Linked DNA regions of Homo sapiens: regions 1, 2, 3, 4 and 6 are each linked to region 5. A link is an interaction called in ENCODE POLR2A ChIA-PET data of the cell type or tissue named here. Cell type or tissue: CD4-positive, alpha-beta T cell. All regions are shown on one strand.

Evidence for each region. Peaks named below come from ENCODE experiments on the same cell type or tissue, not always from the same donor. Only the 100,000 strongest peaks of a DNase experiment are listed, where the experiment ranks them.
Region 1: POLR2A ChIA-PET joins it to region 5 with 49 read pairs; 12 of 35 experiments call an interaction of 5 or more read pairs at or near these places.
Region 2: POLR2A ChIA-PET joins it to region 5 with 10 read pairs; 17 of 35 experiments call an interaction of 5 or more read pairs at or near these places.
Region 3: POLR2A ChIA-PET joins it to region 5 with 41 read pairs; 18 of 35 experiments call an interaction of 5 or more read pairs at or near these places.
Region 4: POLR2A ChIA-PET joins it to region 5 with 12 read pairs; 14 of 35 experiments call an interaction of 5 or more read pairs at or near these places.
Region 6: POLR2A ChIA-PET joins it to region 5 with 125 read pairs; 16 of 35 experiments call an interaction of 5 or more read pairs at or near these places.

What each region holds. Positions count from the first base shown.
Region 1 is chr11:48,108,490-48,112,489 of GRCh38, forward strand. PTPRJ (protein tyrosine phosphatase receptor type J) reads left to right here. Exons shown (of 25, transcript NM_002843.4): 2 at 1,569-1,587. Among named protein-coding and RNA genes, the nearest start is that of MIR3161, 14 kb to the left of the region's middle. In CD4-positive, alpha-beta T cell, CTCF peaks have their summits at 1,669 (motif pointing left) and 1,870; DNase peaks (open chromatin) are centred at 1,022 and 1,612; H3K4me3 peaks cover 828 bases; H3K27ac peaks cover 824 bases.
Region 2 is chr11:47,992,045-47,996,044 of GRCh38, forward strand. The region is part of intron 1 of PTPRJ (protein tyrosine phosphatase receptor type J); the gene reads left to right. Among named protein-coding and RNA genes, the nearest start is that of PTPRJ, 13 kb to the left of the region's middle. RefSeq lists a silencer at 1,516-1,731. In CD4-positive, alpha-beta T cell, no CTCF peak of the experiment used is centred here; a DNase peak (open chromatin) is centred at 1,608.
Region 3 is chr11:47,979,728-47,983,727 of GRCh38, forward strand. It overlaps PTPRJ (protein tyrosine phosphatase receptor type J), which reads left to right and starts at 832. Exons shown (of 25, transcript NM_002843.4): 1 at 832-1,281. The coding sequence starts at 1,186. RefSeq lists silencers at 743-1,332, 1,433-1,862. In CD4-positive, alpha-beta T cell, a CTCF peak has its summit at 1,705; DNase peaks (open chromatin) are centred at 1,004, 1,614, 2,104 and 3,904; H3K4me3 peaks cover 3,356 bases.
Region 4 is chr11:47,932,959-47,936,958 of GRCh38, forward strand. No RefSeq gene overlaps it. Among named protein-coding and RNA genes, the nearest start is that of PTPRJ, 46 kb to the right of the region's middle. In CD4-positive, alpha-beta T cell, a CTCF peak has its summit at 1,663 (motif pointing right); a DNase peak (open chromatin) is centred at 1,673.
Region 5 is chr11:48,054,520-48,058,519 of GRCh38, forward strand. The region is part of intron 1 of PTPRJ (protein tyrosine phosphatase receptor type J); the gene reads left to right. Among named protein-coding and RNA genes, the nearest start is that of MIR3161, 40 kb to the right of the region's middle. RefSeq lists an enhancer at 1,806-2,307. In CD4-positive, alpha-beta T cell, no CTCF peak of the experiment used is centred here; DNase peaks (open chromatin) are centred at 972 and 1,522; H3K4me3 peaks cover 1,059 bases; H3K27ac peaks cover 1,211 bases.
Region 6 is chr11:47,999,563-48,003,562 of GRCh38, forward strand. All of the region lies in intron 1 of PTPRJ (protein tyrosine phosphatase receptor type J), which reads left to right. Among named protein-coding and RNA genes, the nearest start is that of PTPRJ, 21 kb to the left of the region's middle. In CD4-positive, alpha-beta T cell, no CTCF peak of the experiment used is centred here; DNase peaks (open chromatin) are centred at 2,229 and 3,185; H3K4me3 peaks cover 1,500 bases; H3K27ac peaks cover 4,000 bases.

The DNA.
Region 1 (4,000 bases), 54 kb after region 5:
GTAGAAAGCCCAGCACAGTGTCTGTTACATAGTAGGTGCTTAGTAAGTTAGAGTTCCTTTTTATCCTCAGAATGCGTTTGCAAGTATAGCCTCCCACAGTGCTTTTACTTTAATCTTTCCCCTTACTGGGCAAAAAAATGTTTGCTGCCCTGTGCGACTTGCCTAGCTATTGACTTCTCTTTTTTCTGCCTCTCTCCTATGATCCATCCTAGACTGTGGATTGAGGCTCAGCCTAGATTAAAGGGCAGGGGCTGGAGGAGGAAGATGAGCTGAAAAAGGGTAGGCCTGAGGCGCGAAGGAGTTGATGGTAGGGTGGAAGGTGGGAATGGGAAGTTTGAGAATTGGAGGACCTGGGGGCAAGACTTTCCCCCTCTGGGCTCGTTCTTTCCTTCCTGTGCCGTTTATTGAGTGCCTACTGGGTCCACCATTCTAGGCATGGGGCACAGACAAGATCTCTGTTCTCATGGAGCACACAGTGTGGTTGGAGGAGTCAGTGATGGACAGAGAGTGAGGGGTGTTGGTTTCCATGGCTGCTCGGAGAAGGACTTGCTGAGGAGGTGGCGTTTTGGGCAGGCCATGAAAAGGTCTGGGCAGAGTGTGTTTGTGGGAGGGAATAAATATGTAAAGGCTCTAGGGGAGAATCAGTTTCGAGAATGTGAGGGGGCAGTGAGACCAGAGGGGCTAGTGGGCTGTGGCTGAGTTTGAATTTTATTCTAAGTGTCATGGAAAGTAGGAGGACGGTTTTTTCCACCAGGGTCCTTTTTGATTATTTTATTCTTCGTGACGATCCTACTTAAAAAAAAAAATCTTATTCACCAAAAAGGTGTGTTTGTGAAACAATAGAGTGTACAACCTTGAATCACTTTAGATTTTTAAAGTATAGGGAAACAATTATGGATCACAATGAATATCCTTGAGGGCTGCTCCCCTCCCCAGCTGACACTGTCAGCTAAACCTTTAAGGCCTCTTGTGTGTCAAGCATTAATTCTTCCCAAAGCTGCTTGACATGTGATTAAAAATTTTTACTGCCACCTACTGATGGAAAGAAGAAGATGAATTTTTGTACAATGAAAATCCCAAACACAGTGGATTTCTGGTTTCCACTGTGCTGTCAGGACTGGGAAATGGGTCTGGGGAAGGGGTGTGCTGGGCTTGGTATCCCCCCCACCCAACCCCCTTTTTTTGGCCCTGACAATCTGGTCTCTGCTTCTGTGTCCTTCTGCTTCAGCTCATCGCACAGTGGGTGGAGGGAGGTGCTGACCTGGGGAGTTGCTCCGGGGAGAGGGCTGGAGGTGGGGGGATGTGTCTGGGGAGAAACACTGGGCACTGGGAGTCAGCAGCCGCCAGCCCCCACATAACCCAGTTAATCCTTTGTAATTGACCCCGAGGTTGCAATGATTCCCTGTGTTTAATGTCCCAAGACGGCCTAACCCTGACCAGCAGACCTTTGCTTAATGTGCTTCTTACCACCCCACCCCCATTATTAAATCCTCAACTGCTTTATTTCTGATTTGCATTTTCCATGGCTGAATGAATCTGCTGACTTCCGTTTTCTTTTTCTGTTTCAGATCCTGTGCGCAGGTGGCAGTGAGTACCCTTTTCCTCTCTATTCTTGTGTTGTTCGCTACTGCCCCCTAATGGACACACAGCAACATTAACAGCAATGTGAAATGCTAATTTATTAAAACCTGCTCGGTTTCCAATTTTTCTTTTTCTTTTTCTTTTCTTTTTTTTTGAGTTGGAGCCTCGCTCTGTAGCCCAGGCTGGAGTGCAGTGGTGCCATCTCGGCTCACTGCAACCTCCGCCTCCCGGGTTCAAGTGATTCTCCTGCCTCAGCCTAGCAAGTAGCTGGGATTACAGGCACGTGCCACCATGTCCGGCTAATTTTTTGTATTTTTAGTAGAGACGGGGCTTCCCCATGTTGGTCTTGAACTCCTGACCTCAGGTGATCCGCCCGCCTTGGCCTCCCAAAGCGCTGGGATTACAGGCGCGAGCCACCACGCCCGGCCCCAATTTTTCTTTAGAAGTAGGAGTGAGGGTGGAAACAACAAATGAAAGAAAAAATTTTAATTAATTGTGCAATCATGATGAAAATTTATATTTTCTGTAATTTTTTTCTAGCCTCATCTGTGGGCGATTTAACTTAGTTGAAATTGTAATACATTATTTGTATATTGTTTATGTGCTGTTATCCTTTAAGTATTTTCTTGTGTTGCTACATTGCCCTTTTGTTGCTACATTGCTACATTTAAAGAATGGGGTGGAAGATCGTCATAACCTTTGGAAAATGAGACCTGGACTCCCGCATGTTTTGCTTTCATGCACAGGGCTGAGTCCCAACTGCTGACAGTGCTGGTTCATTCCCTGGTAATAAAATGAGAAAAATAAGGATATGACTAGAAGTTTTTTAAGGAAGCTTAAATATATTCAGTTGAAAGCACCATCCATCCCTGGATTATGTCCTTACTAATTTTTTGGTCATAAAACATTTCTATAAGAATTGAAGGCCGGGCCTGGTGGCTCATGCCTGTAATCCCAGCACTTTGGGAGGCTGAGGCAGGTGGATCACCTGAATTCAGGAGTTCGAGAACAGCTTGGCCAACATGGTGAAACACCATCTGTACTAAAAATACCAAAAAAATTAGCCAGGTGTGGTGGCATGCACCTGTAATCCCAGCTACTTGGGAGGCTGAGGCAGGAGAATCGCTTGAGCCTGAGAGGTGGAGGCTGCAGTGAGCCGAGATCACTCCATTGCACTCCAGCCTGGGCAACAAGAGTGAAACTCCATCTCAAAAAAAAAAAAAAAAAAAAAAAATTAAAAATAATAGTAGTTGGTAGTTTTTTAAAAAATGTACCTTTTAGGAAAAAAAAAAAAAACCATGGTTTTTGTTTCTCCCCAAAATTTGGGAACTTTTTTTTTCCTGATTGGTAAAATCTCAGTTTGTGAGATAAAATAATTAGATTGTACTCATGGAAGCATATATGGGCAGATCTTGCTGAAATCTTCTAATAAAGCAAATCTCAATTAATAATGGTAATTAGAGCCTGTGCAAACAATGGGAAGAGTACTGCCGTTGGTTTTTCTTCCTGTTAATTAGTTTAATAAATAAACTGGTGGGTACCTTGTACAGGCTTGAATCACTGCTGCAGAAGAACACTTCTATTCAAACATCTACCGTAGGTAGTAGAATTGCGGGAAACAGAAATCATGAGCTATTTTAACTGAAAGGATTTACCCTGGGAAGTGAGAGTTTACAGAGTCATTGGAAGGGCCGCTGTATTAGTTTGCCAGGGCTGCTGTAATAAGATCAAGGTCTTGGGGGTTAGGACTTCAACATATGAATTTGGGGGTGGCGGAGCACAAGTCAGCTCATAACAGCTGGGGAGGAGGCTTTAGGCCTGGCCCTGAGAAATTACTCCCAGACTAAGGCTGCAGAACTGACCCCCTAGAGAGTCACCACCTTGGTCATAGACAGCAAGCAGAGAGGGAGGAATCAGGAAGTCCCTGCTGTAGTTGCTGGATCCAGCGGTGAATGTTCTGAGCTGTGATCCTGGGATCAGGAAGCTGCAGCCACTGCCACAGTGTTGGTTCTAGAGCCAGGCAGCATGAGATCCAGTCATCGCATCCACACTACAGCTATAAGAAGGAGGAAGGGCAGAAGGTTGTGCTCCACCCTTTAAGGACACTTGCTAGAAGTCAGACAGAACGTCTGGTCACACTCTGTTTGACAGAAGTTAGTCACATGCAACATCTAGCTGCATGGGAGGCTGGGAAATGTGGTCTTTGTTCCCAACAGCTATGCATATACAGGGCCAAAAATCTCCAGGAGTATGATGAAGGGAAAATGGGGGAATGGAGTTTGGGGGTCAAGAGTGGTCTCTGCTGCACCTCCCTGAACAGAGACTCTAGGAGACTAGTAATGAATTCAAGATAAAGCAGCCAGTGTGGCCAAGGTTCTCCTTCAGTGCCTGAGCTCTTGGCCATAGGAGCTCACGCCTC
Region 2 (4,000 bases), 62 kb before region 5:
TGAGTTTGTCATTGTTATTGCCATTTAAAAAGGTATGACTCAGAGTGGCTGTAATTGACTTGTCCAATTCAGGTTTCATCTGTCTTTTGCAGAATAATAATCATGTACGTTCATAGTATAGGCCACCTCTTTTTTTTTTTGTTTTTTAAGACATAGTCTCGCCCTGTCACCCAGGCTGGAGTGCAGTGGTGCGATCTCAGCTCACTGTAACCTCCGCCTTCTGGGTTCAAGCGATTCTTGTGCCTCAGCCTCCTGAGTAGCTGGCATTACAGGAGCCCGCCCACCATGCCTAGCTAATTTTTGTATTTTTAGTAGAGACAGGGTTTCACCATGTTGGCCAGGCTGGTCTGGAACTCCTGACCTTGTGATCTGCCTGCCTTGGCCTCCCAAAGTGCTGGAATTACAGGTGTGAGTCACCGCGCCCAAGTATAGGCCACTTTTAAGAATTACTCAGAGTTAGCTTATAAGAGGCGAATCAGTGGAGTCCTCCAGTTTGGTTCACACATAATTATTAGGTTGAACCATATAAAGTTACTGTTTTTGGTCCTGTGAATATTAGTATTTATATATGGTTCCAATCTGATATGTTCCAGAAAATACACACTTAAGTAAAGTTTGGAAAACCAAATCATAGACTTACATACTGTAAGGCGGTGTATTTGAAACTGGGATGTAAAATCAATTTAGTGAGTTATGACCTGCATTAAAAAAATGGTAGAATATCAGAGTTTGCTGGTAAGTATTGTAAAAATACCAGAGTTTGCTGGTGAGTATTGTCCATTTCAGTTATATATGTGCGCACGTGTGTGTGGTGTGTATGTGTGTATACTAAATTGCATATAAAATGAATTTCTTATCATGGGTTCACCTGTTGCCAGAAAACACTGGAAGTCACTGTTCCAGGGAATGGAATGGTGGAAGATGCCTGGTGGGGGATGGAGGTGGATTCTGTTTCCAGACACAGTAAAAAAAACCAGTATAAAGTCCCCAATTATGCATTGTCAGTGTCTCTATGTGTAGCTGGAAACCATTCCTGCAGCAGGTAAGCAGGAAGAACCAAATTGTCGAGAGGCACTTCAGGAAGGGAAGTGGGCCGACTGAAAGCTTTGGAGGCCTGCCTTTAAGTAGCTGCTTTTCTGGAAACTTCAGGGTGACCAGCCTAGTGAACAAGCTATGGGTCAGCGTTGTGTGTTCCTTTGGTAAATGGATTTGGTAGAGAGCTAACACTACTGCATTTGTAGTTTATTTGTTTGTTTGTTTTCTTTTTGAGACGAGTCTCACTCTGTCACCCAGGCTGGAGTGCAGTGTTGCGATCTCGGCTCCCTGCAGCCTCCACCTCCTGGGTTTAAGTGATCCTCCTGCCTCAGCCTCCTGAGAAGCTGGGATTACAGATGTGCACCACCACACCCAGCTAGTTTTTGTATTTTTAGTAGAGACGGGGTTTCATCATGTTGGCCAGGCTGGTGTTGAACTCCCGACCTCAAGTGATCCTCCCATCTTGGCCTCCCAAAGTGCTGGGGCTATAGGGCTGAGTCACCGTACCCAGCCTGCGTCTGTAGTTTAAATGATAACTTAATGACCACCATCCAGTAGCTGAGGCTCTAAGAGGGAGGTCTGAATAGTGGGTGACTCAGCTCAGCCCTGCCTGACCTCTAGCTCTAGGCTGTGCTGTCTCTAGGCTCCGGCACTGATTTGCATGGGCCTGAATGAACCTTCTGGAGATTGTTAGCCCAACTGGCTGAAGGATCCTGATCCCCAGGTTAATTTGATTCCCATCAAACAGTTCATTTTTTTTTTTTTTTGAGAGGCAGTCTCGCTCTGTTGCCCAGGCTGGAGTGCGGTGGTGGGATCTTGGCCCACTGCAAGCTCTGCCTCCCGGGTTCAAGCAGTTCTCCTGCCTCTGCCTCCTGGGTTCAAGCAGTTCTCCTGCCTCAGCCTCCTGAGTAGCTGGGACTATATGTGCAGGCCGCCACACCCGGCTAGTTTTTTGTATTTTAGTAGAGACGGGGTTTCACCATGTTTTCCAGGCTGGTCGTGAACTCTTGAGCTCCGGCAATCCACCCGCTGCAGTCTCCCAAAGTGCTGGGATTACAGTTGTGAGCCACTGTGCCTGGCCTTTTTTTTTTTTTAATATAAAAAAATTGAAAATACAGATAAAAGGAAACAAAATTACCTGTAATCTCCACTCATCCAGGTTAACTCCTGGTACCTTTTTGATGCGATTTCTTTGTCTTTTTAAATGCATGTTCTGTCTATTTATACTACAATAGGATAACCTCCTACATGTGCTTTGTAACTTACATCTTTTAATTTTTAACAGTTGAGGTGGGCCGGGCACCGTGGCTCATACCTGTAATCTCAGCACCTTGGGAGGCCAAGGCAGGCGGATTGCCTGAGCTCAGGAGTTAGAGACCACCCTGAGCAACATGGTGAAACCCTGTCTCTACTAAAATACAAAAAATTAGTGGTGGTGCACGCTTGTGGTCCCAGCTGTTTGGGAGGCTGAGGCATGAGCATCACTTGAGCCCTGGAGGTGGAGGTTGCTTGAGTCCTGGAGGCGGAGTGAGCCAAGATTGCGCCACTGCACTTCAGCTTGGGCTGCAGGGTGAGATTCTGTCTCAAAAAAATAAATAAATAAATAAATAAAATAAAAAAACAATTGAGGTGGATGTCTCCCTAGGGGTACCCCAGGAAGCCACAGGATAAAAAGCAGGCATCTTGCTGGAGGGTCTCTGTTGCTCAGTAGAAATTATTTTGTAATGTTTTTTGAAAACCACAAACATGGACATATTATGGACTGGATACCACATTTGCATCAGGATTTTTTTTTCAACCAGTACAGTACATAACAAAGAAATCTCTACCCTGCAGACCCTCTGGGGGTGTGAGAGCGCTCCTTGCTATTCTCAGGGTCAATGTATGGCAATCTGTGAAGGACTGACAATATATTGCAAACGTTTCCCCCTGCCAGTAAATATTCTTCTTTTGTATAACTGTTAGCTGTTGCATCCATTCCATTATGTGGAGGTACCTTAATTTATCTAATAAGTCCTGTGATTAGTCTTATAGTTTGTTTTCAAAATTTTTTTTGTCACGATAGGCCCTATTCAGTTGACTTTGTGATCAGCTCTGAACATATAATCTGGTGATTGCCTTAAGATAAATTGAATAATAAAAGTAACAATAGTAGCTACCATCGGTTGAATATTTATCATCAACTGTTGTGAGCACGTTGTACATATTAACTCATTTAATCCTATGACGTAGGTATAGGGAAGGAAACTGAGGCTCAGAACCTCTGCCAGCTAGTTGTGGGCTTCCTTTGAGGCACAGGGGAGCTGAATGGGAGGGTCTACATAGGACAGGGCGTGTCTGAGTCCAGGAAGGACAGCTGGACTTGGGCCAGTCTCACAGGTGGGAAGGCTGTCTTTCTGTGAGGATGGGTGACTTGTTGACCTTTGATCCTCAGAGCCCTGATGCAGCAGGAGTGAAATGATTCCCAGAGCCACAGAAAACAAGAGTATCTTTGTCTTGGATTTTAGATCCTGGAGCTATCAGGTGGTAAGAAGGCTGTCTGACCCAGATTAAGTGATGTCATGGTATCATGTTGGGGTGTGGGCCTTCCTGTTGTAAATTATTTGGGATTTCATAGAGATCGAAGTCATGTGTGGATGACATGACTTCAGGATGTCCCATTAGAAGAGGAACGTGGGGGTCAGGCGTGGTGGCTCACGCCAGTAGTCCCAGCACTTTGGGAGGCTGAGGCGGGCGGATCACGAGGTCAGGAGTTCAGGACCAGCCTGACCAACATGGTGAAACCCTGTCTCTACTAAAAATACAAAAATTAACAGGGTGTGGTGGCACATGCCTGTAATCCCAGCTACTCGGGAGGCTGAGGCAGGAGAAGTGCTTGAGCCCGGGAGGCACAGGTTGTGGTGACCTGAGATTGTGCCATTGCACTTCAGCCTGGGCAACAAGAATGAAACTCCATCTCCAAAAA
Region 3 (4,000 bases), 75 kb before region 5:
CATTGACCTCTTTAACAACGTGATGAAAGCTTCCAGAAGAGCTAATGTATGTGGAGTCCCACGATGTGTCAGGCTAGGTGTTTAGGACTTTACTAACTACTGTCTCGTTTAATCGCGAATGCAGTGGACCTCTCTCTCCACACGTCCTAGTACGATCTTTATTTCACACGGGAGGAGAGGAGGGTGGGTGGGGTCGGCCAGAGAGGAGAAATGCGTCTCCAGAGTTCACAGGGCTGGTACTACCAGCAGAGCCCCGTCCACCATATGCCACAGCTGGGGTTCTAATCCCTGGACTGGCTTGTACTGGGCTCTCTGCCTCCCTGGCCGGCGCTCGGGGGCTGGGGGACAGAACACAATGTACAGCGTGCCTTCTACAATTTCGGGGTTCACGCACCCCCAAGCCCACCCAGGGCCAGGTCAAACGCGCCTTCGCCGGGTTGCTGTCTACAATCAGGCTTGGCTGCGCTCTCAGTAGGGGTCTCGGTCAACCTCTGCCCACCCGAACCCGGCGCCGTGGACCTGGTGTGAGGCTGGGGAGCCCGTCCTGAGGGGTGCCGGCTCGAGGCGCTAGAGCCACGGAGCCTGGTCCCGGGCTCCAAGTCCCAGGAATGTGGGAGGGCTGGGCGGAGGGGCGGGCGAGGCGGGAGCGCTTCCTCTGCCCGCGGGAGGGGATCCGCGGCCGGCTCGGAGGGGGCGGGGGCAGCGGCGGGCGGCGGCGAGGGGCTGCGGAGCTCCGCAGCCGCCGGGCCGGCCGGGGCGGGAGGAAGCGATGAATATTCAGAGGGGGAGGGGAAGGGAGGGGGCCGAGCGCTCGCCGCGGCTCCCTGCAGCAGCCCCAGCCGCATGACGCGCGGAGGAGGCAGCGGGAGCAGCCGCGGGAGCCGGGACCGGGTAGCCGCGCGCTGGGGGTGGGCGCCGCTCGCTCCGCCCCGCGAAGCCCCTGCGCGCTCAGGGACGCGGCCCCCCCGCGGCAGCCGCGCTAGGCTCCGGCGTGTGGCCGCGGCCGCCGCCGCCGCTGCCATGTCTCCGGGGAAGCCCGGGGCGGGCGGAGCGGGGACGAGGCGGACCGGCTGGCGGAGGAGGAGGCGAAGGAGACGGCAGGAGGCGGCGACGACGGTGCCCGGGCTCGGGCGCACGGCGGGGCCCGATTCGCGCGTCCGGGGCACGTTCCAGGGCGCGCGGGGCATGAAGCCGGCGGCGCGGGAGGCGCGGCTGCCTCCGCGCTCGCCCGGGCTGCGCTGGGCGCTGCCGCTGCTGCTGCTGCTGCTGCGCCTGGGCCAGGTAAGCGCCGGGTGGGCTCGGGCGGGGGGCAGGAGGCTGGGGCGGGACTGGCATTGACTGCACCTGCCCGAGCGTACCCCCCCGGGGGGTTCCGGGGAAGGGGGCGGGGGTCCGGATCCCCGGATCCCCGGAAGGCGACTTGCGGGGACCCCGGCCGGCCTCGCACGCCGGCGATCGATCCCTTTTCCGGCTGCCCAGGATCGGGGGAGAGAGGCGGGATCCGGGTGCCGCGGTGCCCGAGCCTCCCGGGGAAAGCCTCCGCGCGGGCTCCAGGCCGTCCCTGGCCCGGCTCTTCCCGGCGCTGGGCACATCTGGCGGGCACGGGCCCGGCTTCCTAGCCGGAGGCGGCCGGAGGGGGCGTGTTTGCGGAGGTCTGGGGACGCAGAGCCGGGCGGCCTGGCTGAGCCTTTGCCGACAGACCTCCGACCCGGCCTGCAGGGGCCCGAGGGGCGGCGGGGGCGACAGGGCAGGGCCAGGCGCTGGGCAGTGGGGCCCTGGGCGAGGCGCGGGACTCCGGGCCGAGGGCCCTGTTCCTGGGGAAAGTTCCCAGGCCGGGGAAAAGGTGGCCGCACGCTGGCTTTTCTCAAGGCAGCCGGCCCTCTTGGCGTCGTGCTTGATTTCATGGGTGTTTAATTCGTGCTTTGTGGGCGCTGGCTCCCCCTCCCCACCCCACCCTCACCCTCTTTTCTGGCTTCACTTTTCAGATAATGCTGTCCCTGGCGTTTTGGTGACCGACCTTTCCCCTTCCTGGCATTTCCATAGGGGCTGAGGCAGAGCAGCTGAAGGGGCATTCCCATTTCACAGATGGGGAACTGAGGGAGAGAAGTGAAATAGCGGAGCACCCAGCCCGTGCCATGGGAGCTGAGCCAGCGGGCACGTCCTCTTAGCCTCTGGAGCCTGTTGGGGTTTGAACCCGCAGGGGAAGCGGTCTAGGGCTGCCTTGCTGTGCGTTTCTGCAAATGACCATCTTGCTTGTTTTATACAGACACCATCTCTGAGGAAATGAGTTATTGGCTGGGGATGGAACCTGGTTTCAGGGAAAACTTCTCCAGCGCGAATACAGGAGAGAGCAGAAGCATCACCCTGGGGCAGCAATGCCGCCTAGCAGGCTGTAGGAGAAGGGGGCTGGGGCCTGGGGGCTGCGTGACCCTCGGCACCCAAGGGTCTCTCCTCGCAGTTTCCCCAGCAGGTTCTGCACAGGCTCTCCTGGGGGCCAGAAGGCAATGTGACCTCCTGCAGAGAACCTGGGAGTAGATGTCAGGAGACTGGCTCCAGGGCCGGGCCACAGGGCTGGACTTGCTCTTCAGGCTTCTCTACCCTCAGTTAACCGCATCTGTAGAATGAGTATAGCACCCTCTGCCCAATGGAATTGTTTGAGGGGCTTCCACTGGCCAATGTCTAAAAGAACTTTGTAAATATTAAGGGTTTCCACATGGGATTCTCATTATTAAGGTACAGTGCCTGTGGGGGCTGTCTTCTCCCTGTCCATGTAAGGAAATTCAGGGAAGCAGTGTCTGAAGTTAAAAAAGCCTTGTATTTGAAGATTTCTTGTATCAAAAGTTTATGCTAAAACAAAAACCACAAAAAACAGAAAACCCCCAAACTTAAAGCTTCATTTATTTTTAAATGTATAATATATGTAATTTTTTTTTTGCTTCAGCAAAAAAATTTTAAATTATATATATATAAAATTTATTTATTTTTGCTCCAGCCATAGTGGTTGCTAGCTGTGTTCTCAATCAGCAAAAAGTTTCTTGGGTAAATTTATTGCTTGCTCAATCCTTCCTTGTATTTCATTAGCATATTGCCACTCTACACTTGTCCTGTATTTAGATATTTCCTTCCTCTATGGTTTGTTCTGTAGAACCTCAAAAGGACTCTCTTATTTCTTTTTTTTTTGGACACATTATGAAATAGGAAGTCTAAAAGGCTCCCAGAAGAAGCATCTTCAAAATCCACATTCAGCAGTTCATTTTGATAATGGATATTTCAGGGAATCAGTGCATTTTTGAGCTGGACCAGACTTTCAAGACAGCTGAAACCCCTCAGAGCTCTTAGATGAGGATATTGATGTCCAGAGAAGACAGGGAGCAGGCTGAGGTCACCCAGCAAGGTATTAGAGAAGACAAGATGGGAACCTGGGTCACCGGCCTGGGCCTCATATTTTCAAAGTGCTATTTTTTTTTTTCCCGTGTTTTCACTTTGATCTTACTTTTAATGATAGGGACGTATCACTGTGTCTTCTCAAAATGGTGGGTGTGAATGGAATTTTTCAAAGTTGAATCAATTTGAGATATTTCTGAAGTTTGTTTAGGAAACAAGTATGTGACTACCTTCCTAAGAGCTGACTGGTTTTTTGAGGCCTGGATTGTGTGTGTATGTGCTTATGTGTGTGTTATAAAATGGAATCAACTATACCAGGTTAAACAAATGGACAAGTCATGGAAAAGACACAGCTCTGTTTGGACATTAATAAGGGCGGGTGTGGAAGCTGGAAAGCTGAGATGCCGGAAGGCTCAGTGCTTAGTAGGCCCGGAAAAGCAATTTTTGAACTGGCATCTCATTCCCCTTTTCTAAGACAGGAAGGACGGTCAGAGATGATTCCAACATGAGGACTTTGCTAGTTGCAGTGTCTGACTCCTCCCATTCTCATAGCAGTTTTGCACAGTAGTTTTGGTTTGTGTGTATGTTTTAGGCAATGTGACAAAGCAGTTTTCCT
Region 4 (4,000 bases), 120 kb before region 5:
ATTATAAAAATACCCCAGATTCCAGTCAGGCGCGGTGGCTCACATCTGTAATCCCAGCACTTTGGGAGGCCGAGGCAGATGGATCACTAGGTCAGGAGATCAAGACCATCCTGGCCAACATGGTGAAACCTCATCTCTACAAAAAATACAAAAATTAGCTGGGTGTGGCAGCGCATGCTTGTAATCCCAGCTCCTCAGGAGGCTGAGGCAGGAGAATCGCTTGAATCGCTTGAACCCAGAAGGTGGAGATTGCAGTGAGCAGAGATCCCACCATTGCACTCCAGCCTGGGTAACAAGAGTGAGACTCCGTCTCAAAAAAAAAAAAAAAAAAAAAAGGGCTGGGCACGGTGGCTCCCGCCTGTAATCCCAGCACTTTGGGAGACTGAGGGACTGAGGTGGGCAGATCACCTGAGGTCAGAAGTTCAAGACCAGCCTGACCAACATGGAGAAACCCCATCTCTACTAAAAATACAAAATTAGCAGGGCATGGTGGCGCATGCCTGTAATCCCAGCTACTCAGGAGGCTGAGGCAGGAGAATCGCTGGAACCCGGGAGCGGAGGTTGCAGTGAGCTGAGATCGTGCCATTGCACTCCAGCCTGGGCAACAAAAGGAAAACTCCATCTCAAAAAAAAAAAAGAAAGAAAACCCAGATTTGGCCAGGTGCAGTAGCTCACGCCTGTAATCCCAGCACTTTGGGAGGCCAAGGCGGGCAGATCACCTGAGGTAGGAAGTTCGAAACCAGCCTGACCAATATAGAGAAAGAAACCCCATCCCTACAGACATGGTGGCACATGCCATGCTAATTTTTGTATTTTTAATAGAGATGGGGTTTCACCAAGTTGGCCAGGCTGGTCTCCAACTCCTGATCTTGTGATCTGCCCGTCTCGGCCCCTCAAAGTGCTGAGATTACAGGCATGAGCCACCGAGCCCGGCCCAAGGAATGGATTAAAAAAAAAACCATGATTTTACCACTGGGTTGTCCTGAACTGTCTGTGTCACCTGAGTCTAATGAACAACGCAGTGGCAGTCCTCTTCTGGGACAGAACAGACCTGGGATGGTGCCACTCGCAGGAACAGAAGAGAAGTGAACTAAGGCGGTTTCTCCCGATCAACCCTCCTCCCAGCTACCCGGGAGGCTGAGGCAGGAGAATCACTTGAACCCGGGAGGCAGAGGTTGGTGAGCTGAGGTCGCGCCATTGCACTCCAGCCTGGGCAACAAGAGCTAGACTCCATCTCAAAAAAAAAAAAAAGAATATGAACATATTACATACATATGTATGCCTGTATGTGTGTGGAGAGAGAAATTGATCAAGCAAATGCAGTCAGTAAAATGTTAACATTTGGGTAATTTGGGTGAAGGATATACTGTTATTCTTGTAATATTCTTGTAGTATTTTTCTGTAAATCTAAAATTATGTCAAAATAAATGTTAATTTATAAAATCCTTGAACTTTGACAAGGTCCTCAGAAAAGGAATAAAATGAGGACAGAATTTTAAAATGCAAAAACAAAGTTTGTTTTTGTAAAAATAACCCATAGCTACGGGGGAAGAGATGTTACTTAAGGAGAGATTGTTTTCAGAATATAAATTAGGAGGCCTGGGCCTTCATTTAAGCATCTGCTGATTTAAGGCTCCGACAAATGCTGGCAGAGTATCTCCAATAGAGGGCGGTACAACATTACGAAGAATAAACCATATCACATGGGTTTTGGGTAACGTTATTTAAAGTGGATTAAAGTGTTAACAAGTATAACAAAAGTACCAAGAATCTTAGAGCTGAATGCTAACCACATCCCATTTTACAGATGTGCAAACTGAGACTCAAAGTGGGAAAACAACTTGGTCAAAGTCATAGCTACAAGTAGCACAAATGCCTTGCAAATACAGTTGGGGTGGGGCGTGGTGGCTCACGCCTATAATCTCAGCACTTCGGGAGGCCAAGGTGGGCGGATCACCTGAGGTCAGGAGTTTGAGACCAGTCTGGCCAACATGGCGAAACCCCGTCTCTACTAAAAAATACAAAAAGTAGCTGGGCATGGTGGCACGCGCCTGTAATCCCAGCTGCTACTCTTGAGGCTGAGGCTGGAGAATCGCTTGAACCTGGGAGGTGGAGGTTGCAGTGAGCAGAGATGGCACCACTGCACTCCAACCTGGGCAAAAGAGCAAGACTCTATCTCAAAAAAACAAATCAAAACAAATATAGTTGGCCTTCTGTATCTGTGAGTTCCATGTTCCTGGGTTCTGCCTTAGTGGATCCAACAATCAGTATGGAAAATATTGAAGGTGGAATTGAGTATGGAAAATATTGAAGGCAGGGATGGTTGAGTTTGTACTGAATATGCATGGACTTTTCCCCCTTGTCATTATTCCCCAAGTGATACAGTATAACAATTATTTACATAGCAATTTACATTGTATTAGGTATTATAAGTAATCTAGGCCGTGTGTCGGTGGCTCAGGCCTGTAATCCCAGCACTTTGGGAGGCCGAGGCAGGCGGATCACGAGTTCAAGAGATCGAGACTATCCTGGCCAACATTGTGAAACCCCGTCTCTACTAAAAATACAAAAATTAGCTGGCTATGGTGGCACACGCCTGTACTCCCAGCTACTAGGGAGGCTGAGGCAGGAGAATCGCTTGAACCTAGGAGGTGTAGGTTGCAGTGAGCCGAGATCGCGCTGCTGCACTCCAGTCTGGGTGACAGTGCGAGACTCCGTCTCAAAAAAAAAAAAAAGTAATCTAGAGATGATTTAAAGTATTTGAGAGGCTGTGTGTAGGTTATATGCAAATATGACACCATTTCAGGGACTTGAGCATCCATGGATTTTGATATGGGTTGGGGCGCATTCCTGGAACCAATCCCTCACAGATAGTGAGGGACAACTGTAATAGCCACAGCTATCATTCCTTGAAGTCTTACTAATGTGCCAGGCACAGTCCTAAGCACTTTATATACATTATCTACGTAATTATACAATCCCTCCCCGTTTTTTTTTTTTTAGCTCAAGTTGAGGCTCAGATAAGTCAGCCACTTGTCTGACAGCACTAAAAAATGAGATTCTGACAGTGCCCATAGCTAACATGCCATTCTGTCCCACCTACCCTTAAAGAATTGATCCCTAGTAGGGGAGCCACAACACAGCCATCAAAAGAGAAATCCATCCAATATGTACTGTTGGATATATACCCAGCAGGAGCCAGAGATTCAGTGAAGGAAGATTCTTAGGACTGAAAAGAACAGAAAAGGAAGGTGCCCCCAAATGGGGGAGGGGGGTGTGAGTCTTCTGTGAAAATGGAGGCCAGGAGTGGTGGTTCATACTTGTAATCCCAGCACTTTAGGAGGCCGAGGTGGGAAGATTGTTTGAGCCTTGGAGTTGAAGACCAGCCTGGGCAACATAGCGAGACCCGTTTTTCTATTTTTTTTTTTTAAAGAAAGAAAAGGCCAGGCATATGCTTGTAATTCAGCACTTTGGGAGGCTGAGGTGGGTGGATCACCTGAGTTCAGGAGTTCAAGGTCAGCCTGACCAATATGGTGAAACCATGTCTCTACTAAAAATACAAAAAAAAAAAAATTAGCCGGGTGTGGTAGTGAGTGCCTGTAGTCCCAGCTACTCGGGAGGCTGAGGCAGGAGAATTGCTTGAACCTGGGAGGTGGAGGTTGCAGTGAGCTGAGATCTCGCCACTGCACTCCAACCTAGGCAACAGAGTGAGACTCGGCCTCAAAAAAAAAAAAAAAAAAAAAGAAGAAGAAGAAGAAAAGAAAAATGGATAGGTTTAGAGATGAAAAGAAAGCAGAGTAGAGAGAGGATATGAAGAGAAAATAAAGAGGGGAGGAAAAGCATCCACTCTTGTTAAGGAGGGCCATGAGCCTAAAATGTTGACTCCTCCTATCCCCACTACCCTGTGTCTCCTCTAAAGAATCCACCAGCTGGTCTTGTTAGCTCTACTTCCAGAAACGTCCGTGATTCCTCCACTTCTCTCCATCTGCACTGCCACCTG
Region 5 (4,000 bases):
GGAAAGGTGAAGTGACTTGCCCACCTAGTTAGAAGCACATCATCTTCTGATTCCTGTCTCATTTCATTTCACCGCTTGTTTGCCCTCTCTGTGGTCTTGCCCACGGACTTGTAGTCCCTGATGTACGCCAGGCCTCTCACAGTGTGGCCCCCGGGATTCCCTTTTATGAAAAAAAGTTGAGCATGAGCTGTAAGTTAGAGTAGGTTTTAATTCTGTCCTACCACGGAGTCTGTTTTATATGAGAACAAGTTATTTAACTCCTCTGAGTGTTAATTTCCTCATTTTTTTCCTTTCTTTCTTTTTTTTTTTTTTAAAGGGCCAGTCCCCATTCTCACAGGGTGTTTGGAAGGAGTAACTGAAGGGGGGTATATAAAGCCGCTGGCAGCCAGGCATGGTGGCTCACGCCTGTAATCCCAGCACTTTGGGAGCCTGAGGCAGGCAGATTGCTTGAGTCTAGGAGTTCAAGACCAGCCTGGGCAAACATGGTGAAACCCTGTCTCTATAAAACATGCAAAAATTAGCCAGGCATAGTGGTGCATGCTTGTAATCCCAGCTACTTGGGTGGCTAAGGTGAGAGGATTACTTGAGCCAGGGAGGTTGAGACTGCAATGAGCTGTGATTGCGCCACTGCACTCCAGTTTGGGTGATGCAGTGAGATCCCATCTCTAAATAAAAAAAAAATAAATAAAGCCCCTAGCATGGTGCCTGGCACATGGTAGGCCCTCAAAAGATGACCCTCCAAAGTGGCCAGGACTCACCATGCATTCAGGGAATATGGATTCTTTTGGTGGCAGCAGGCTGCATTTTTGCCTGGCTGAATGCCTGCAAGCATGGGAACTTTTGATGCAACAGTAATCCTTGGGGTCTGAAAGGCCCCAAATCTCCCGCCAGATCTCTGAGGTTAACATCCAGTCAACCTTTTGCTTTTCATTCTTGGCCTCTTTCCTCCTCACCTCCACCAGTGTGACAGTCATATCCTCTCTATGTTTCTGGTAAGTTCTGGCCTTGAGGGCTGGTCTTATGACTGACAAGTGAAGAGCAGTGCCACCCTCTACTCCACATTCTCAGAAGCGTCTCTAGGTTCCATACTTTAAGGCAGGCTAGCTTCCAAGGCATACTGACAGACATCCCTGTGCAGTCCTGGGGGCACGAGGGTCCCATTCCACCCTGGGGCTTCAGGGTCAGGTGAGGAAGGTAGATCCCTGAAGTTGGGTCCAGAAAAGGCCACTGGGCTAGCCTGTCTCTCGTTCTGGTCACTGACCTCAGGATCCAGCAGGACGCTGCTAGCTTGCTTGGCTCAGCTCTGCGAGTGCTGGGAGCAATAAGCAGTGCTGAAAACGCGATGCATTTCAACCCAAAGCACTCTGATCCCTTTCCAGGCTTTGGGAGAATGTTTTTTCCAGCTCGGTTACTTGCTGGCATGCATAGGTCAATATACAAGGTGTTCTCAGAGAAGCCGGAGCTGAATGTTGACTTTTGTGCTCCCTGGGGTGTGTTCTGGGGAGGAAGTGGGTTTTCAGGTTGTGGTGCGTGTAGGATGTGGTCTGGGATGATTAGTATCACACACTGTGGATAAAGTTAACACGCATTGTGGAGCTTTTTTCCTCTTTTGTACTTTTGGGCGAAGGTGCCTCAAAAGCAGCTTTGTTTATCAAGGAGGTGCCCTTGATTCTGTATGCATTTTTAACATCTGAATAGAAGTTAGACGCACACATAATTGCTTTACTTGATGCAGTAAATACGTTTCAGCCAGATAATCCATAAGACCCTAGTTCAGATCCTGACTTTGATCCCTCTTAGTTGTGTGAGCTCTCACCAGTTTACTTGACCTCACTCTCTGAGCGTCAGATTCCTGAGTGTAAAATAGGTACAAAAACTCAGATTGTTGTAAGGTTTCAGTGAGTTGTTGCGTGTAAAGCATTTAGTATACAGTTCTTGTCACAATGTTTAGTAATGGCAGCTATTATCTTAACTATTAGAGCGGCAGTTTGGCGTGGCACTAATAATGATGATGGTGACAGTTTCACTGAGTGCTTACTACCTCAGCTATTCTTCCAAGTACTTTGCATCACTTAGCTCATTTAACCCTCACAATAAAGCGATAAGGTAGGTGCTGTTCTAATCTCTGTTTTACAGATGCTAAAACTCGGCAGCCAGGTGTGGTGGCTCATGCCCGTAATCCCAGCACTTTGGGAGGCCGAGGTAGGCGGATCATCTGAGGTCAGGAGTTCGAGACTAGCCTGGCCAAAATGGTGAAACCCCGTCTCTACTAAAATACAAAAGAATTAGCTGGGTGTAGTGGTGCATGCCTATAATCCCAGCTACTCAGGAGACAGAGGCAGGAGAATCGCTTGACTCCGGGAGGAGGAGGTTGCAGTGAGCCGAGATTGTGCTATAGCACTCCATTCTGGGCGACAAGAGCGAAACTCTGTCTCAAAACAAAACAAAACAAAACTCAGGCACAGAGAGGTTAAGTAACTTGCCCAAGGTAACCCAGCTCATAAATATGAAAAGAGCAGGGACTTTAGAGTCAGAAGACCTGGGTGGCACGCTTGCATGCCGTGTCCTGGTGGTGTGGCCTACCGCAGAGTGACTGACTCTGATTGCCTTCCCAACTGTAAAATGGTGCTAATGATACAGACCGCCCCCCATTGCCTGGTGTGGTGCGCGGCTGTGAGTGCTTAATAATAGGTGCTTAGGCATCATTTGCTAATTAACTGACTGTGTTAGGTTATTAGGAAGTTCCAGTGGGCTAATAAAAGCTCTGGGTAAACGTTAGTTGTTCTTTTAAATGTCCTGAGGTGCTTATGATTGGAGTTTAAACAGCACACCTGTTTTTCAGATTTCGGAACCACTTAAGAGAGGCACAGTGTAAAGAAGGTGGAGATGAGAATATCACCTTTACTCCTGATACAGTCTTGGAGAATGCAGCTTAGTTGTGGGGCAGCATTAGCTTTCTGATATGAAGCTGAGATTAGGTGGATGTACCAGGCCAGTCACGGGCAGCCTTGGGTACCCAGAGGCCTTCTCACGTGGGTCGAGGCAGGTGGTGGAGGTGGTGGCAGCGGTAGCCCCCATAATACTTCTAGGTGGAAGAACAGACCACCTGAGTGAGAGAAATCACTCCTGAGCCCTGGGGGAGAACTGTGTGGAGGGGCAGATGGGAGCCTGGAGTTTTGAGGGAAAAAAAACTTTCCTTTTGGAAGCCAGACGTAGGGAAGAAGCATATTGATCACAATGACTATTAAAGAAAGCTCCCCAACACCCCAGCAAAACACCCACAAAACAAGAAACTACTTCTGCCAATGGTTCTAGCCAGTTTTCTTCACCACAGTTCATGACTGCTTCATCCTTTTAGGTGATCACACCCAAAACTTTTGGGTCTTCCTGCCTTTTTTTTTTTTTCTTTTGAGACCAAGTCTTGCTCTGTCACCCAGGCTGGAGTGCAATGGCACGATCTCGGCTCGCTGCAGCCTCCGCCTCCCGGGTTCAAGTGATTCTCCTGCCTCAGCCTCCCGAGTAGCTGGGATTACAGGCATGTGCCACCATGCCTGGCTAATTTTTGTATTTTTAGTAGAGATAGGCTTTCACCATGTTGACCAGGCTGGTCTTCAACTACTGGCCTCAAGTGACCCACCTGCCTCTGACTCCCAAAGTGCTAGGATTACAGGCATGAGCTACCACACCCAGCCTTTTTTTAAAACAAAACCAAAACCAAAAGAGACAGGGTCTCTGGTGTGCAGTGGTGTGATCATAGCTCACTGCACCTTGACCTCTTGGGCTCAAGCAATCCTCCTGCCTCCACCTCCTGAATAGCTGGGACTACAGATGTGTACCATCACACTCATCTAATTAAAACAATTTTTTTTTTGGTAGAGATGGGATCTCGCTATGTTGCCCAGGTTGGTCTTGAGAACTCCTGGCCTCAAGCGATCCTCCTGCCTTGGCCTGCTAAAGTGCTAGGATTACGGGTGTGAGCCACTTTACCCAGCCTTGGGTC
Region 6 (4,000 bases), 55 kb before region 5:
AAATACCAGTTGGAGGCTCCCTCCCCAGACCAGTGGATTCTGGATATCTGGGTGTATGGACACCTCTTGCCCCCATTGGTGTTTTATTTTCCAAGCTCCTCATGTGTTGTTAATATGTAGCCAGGGTTGAGAACCACTGAGACCAAAACTCTTTGGAAACAGAGACCCAGAAAGGGAGAACATGATTGTCTATGGGTATGTAGGGCTAGTGGCACAAGGAGAAGGAAAACTAGGGGGGAAAAGGCCTTTATCAAATGCCACCCATATGCTAGTCTCTTTTACTTTCATGCCGAGATTCTTCTTTTTTTTTTTGAGTCAGAGTCTCGCTCTGTCACCCAGGCTGGAGTGCAGTGGTGCGATCTCGGCTCACTGCAACCTCCGCCTTCTGGGCTCAAGTGATTCTCTTGCCTCAGCCTCCTGAGTATCTGGGAGTACAGGCTTGTGCCACCACAGCTGGCTAAATTTTTTGTATTTTTAGTAGAGATGGGGTTTCACCATGTTGGCCAGGCTGGTCTTGCCCTCCTCACCTCAGCTGATCTGCCTGCCTTGGCCTCCCAAAGTGCTGGTATGCCTGGCCCTTTTTTTTTTTTTTTTTTGAGATAGGGTCGTGTTCTGTTGCCCAGGCTGGAGTGCAGTGGTGTGATCACAGCTCATTGCAGCCTCAACTTCCTGGGCTCAAGCGATCCTCCTACCTTACCTGCCTGAGTAGCTGGGACTACAGATGTGTGCCACCTCTCCTGGGTAATTTTAAAATTTTTTTTTTGTAGAGATGGGGGTCTCACTATGTTGCCACAGCTGGCCTCCAAGTCCTGGGCTCAAACGATCCTCCCGTCTTGGCCTCCCAAAGTGCTAAGATTATAGGTGCAAGCCACCTCTCCTGGCTTGCTTCTTTCCCGTAAATTGAGGTGTGTTATTCCACTGCTTAAAAGCCTACATGGCTTCATATCGCTGTTAGTATAAACCCAAACAGTGGTCTGCAAGACTCTGAACCTTAGATCAGGATGATCAGACCCCTCCCTCCCCTCCACCCTCCGACCTCATCCTGGCTACCCACTCCCTGTTCACAGACTACAGTCACCTGGCTCTAGTACAACAGACACTTGAACCTACCCCGCCCCTCTCCCTCAGGGCCTGGTACTATCCTCCTCGCTCCTTCTTATCACTCAGGCCCCTCTATCCCATCATCCTCCTTCATTTCCTCCCATCCTTATCACCTACTCATTTCTGTCTGTCTCCCCACCTCTTGGATTATGAGTTCAGGGGAGTGGGACCCCCTATGTCTGATTTCCTTATGTGTAGGACAGAGCGTGCCTCAAAAGCATGCTTGCTTGGTGAATGAATTGAAAGAACCACCCTGACATGGAGCTGGTATTATCCACAGGTTACAATGGACTGGACCTCCTCTTCCAGTCCCATATAATTTTTTTTTTTTTTTTTTTTTTTTAAATTTTGAGACAGAGTCTCACTCTGTCGCCCAGGCTCGAGTACAGTGGTGATCTTGGTTTACTGCAACCTCTGCCTCCCAGGTTCAAGCAATTCTCGGTCCTCAGCCTCCCCAGTAGTTGGGACTACAGGCATGTGCCATTACACCTAGCTAGTTTTTGTGTTTTCGTAGAAACAAGGTTTCACCATGTTTGCCAGGCTGGTCTTGAACTCCTGGACTTAAGTGATCTGCCTGCCTTGGCATCCCAAAGTGGTGAGATTACAGGCATGAGCCATTGTACCTGGCCCCATATCACTTCTTATTATCTCATAATATTCTTACCTTTTGCAGTGACAGCCCCAAAGTGTGTGTGTGTGTGTGTGTGTGTGTGTGTGTGTGTGTGTGTGTTTGGGGTGGGGATCATAATAATCCTGCAGGTGGGGTTTAGCTCTGGTGAAAAGAGCACAGATCCTTTGATTTGGGTTTGAATCCCAGCACTTCCTCTTACTAAGCTGTGTGATCTTGGGACATTACTAACCTCTGTGAGGTTCAGTTTTTCTTGGCTGCAAAATGTAAGCACAATACTAATAAGTAACTGACAGATGCTGTGCTTCTGCCAGACACTGTACCCAGTGCTTTGTGTGTATTGGCTGAGTGAATCCTCATGACACCCTAATGAGGTAGGTCTCTTCTCTTCTTGCTTTCATTTTACAGGAGAGGAAAATGAGATGCAGAGAAGCTAAGCAACCAGCCTGAGGCCACACAGCCAATCAGTTGAGAGTCAGAGTTCAAGCCTAGGCTGCTTGCTGCCAGAGTCAGAGTGTTAGGTAGGACTTTATGAAATCATGCCCACAGGCCCCGGAACAGGTAGTGGTGCAGACACTTGGTAAACCGTAGTTACCCCTCCCACTTTGACATTTACTCTCCTGGTGACATTTAAGTTTTCTGACTGTTTTGTTGTTCAAGTTGGTGACAAAAGTACCAATTTCCTGCCTGCTCACTTCCAAACACAGCTTCTGTTGATGAGAACTAAGGGAGTACAACTTTTCAGGCCGGGGGTGTGCATGGTGTTTTGGGCCTTGGTGCTCAGGAAGTGTGGGCACTCCCTTAAATTTTTTAAATGGGCAAATGAGTGCATTTTCCTATTTAAATTTTTTTTTTTTTTTTTTTGAGACAGAGTCTCGCTCTGTCACCCAGGCTGGAGTGCGGTGGCGCCATCTCAGCTCACTGCAACCTCTGCTTCCCGGGTTCAAGTGATTCTTGTGCCTCAGCCTCCCGAGTAGCTGGGATTACAGGAGGCTGCCGCCACACCTGGCTAGTTTTTGTGTTTTTAGTAGAGATGGGGTTTCACCATGTTGGCCAGGATGGTCTGGAACTCCTGACCTCAACTGATCTGCCCACCTCGGCCTCCCAAAATGCTGGGATTACAGGCATGAGCCACCATGCCTAGCCTCACTCCCTTAAATTTTTAAAATGGGTAAATGAGTGCATTTTCCCATTTGAAACATTTTCTGCTTCAAATCCTTATTGAGCACTTTGTGCTAGGCATTGTGACTATGATCAGTATAAAAACCCCAAGAAAACAAAAAAACAAAAACAGTAATTCACTGTCCTGTCACCCCCAACTCATCAATCCTTTGCTTTTCCATAACTGGTTACCTGGGTGCTTTTCTTCGTTGTGATTATTTTTTATTGGAAATGCAGATTTGTGACTGTGATGGGCCTGAGGTCAGGTCACCTTGCTGAGGCGAGTTTCCTGGGCGGCTTTGCCCTGTTTTGATAAACAGAAGAATGAGCAGCTGGAGCTGCATTTCAAGTGGCTGCTTTAGTTGAGGCAGGCAGGCCTCAGTGTTTATGTGACACCGAGCAGCTTCAAAATGAGCTTGGTCATTTAAAAAAATTTATTTTTTCCTAGTTAGGTAACAGTGGTATAACAACATTAAAAGAAATGTAGAAACTAGAGAAAGGAAAAAAAAAAGCCCTTTATCCCCCCCATCACAAAACTATTATAATTTCAAAATAGTTACAAGTACAATGTATTCCAAGTGGCTTCTTATTTAAGATAATTATATTCACAGAGCAGGGACCGTTTCAGGTCCTTTAATGCTGAAAGGCTAAATAAAGAGAACTTTTTATTTTTTCCATGTTAATACATGGATGATATTAACCATGATGTTTAATAGCTACAGAATACTGCATGAAATGGATGTACTATAATTCATTTAGCCTTTTTCGTATTTAGAGATTTAAGCAGTAGCCAATTTTTCACCATTACAAGTGGTGCAAGGACCAATATCTTCATGAATACAGCATTTTCTGTAAAGCAGAAATTCTTTCTTCAGGATTAATTTCCAGATATCTTTCTGGTATTAGACACATACCACTTGCCTAATAACGTTCCAAAAGGAATTCATTGTTTACATTGCTATTAGAACATATGAGATTGCCTGTTTCATTATGTCCGTCCCAGCACTGGGTATTATCATTAAAAAAAAAAGATTTTAAATTTATTTATTGAGTTATTTACTTGAGACAGAGTTTTGCTTGTCTCCCAGGCTGGAGTGCTGTGGCACGATC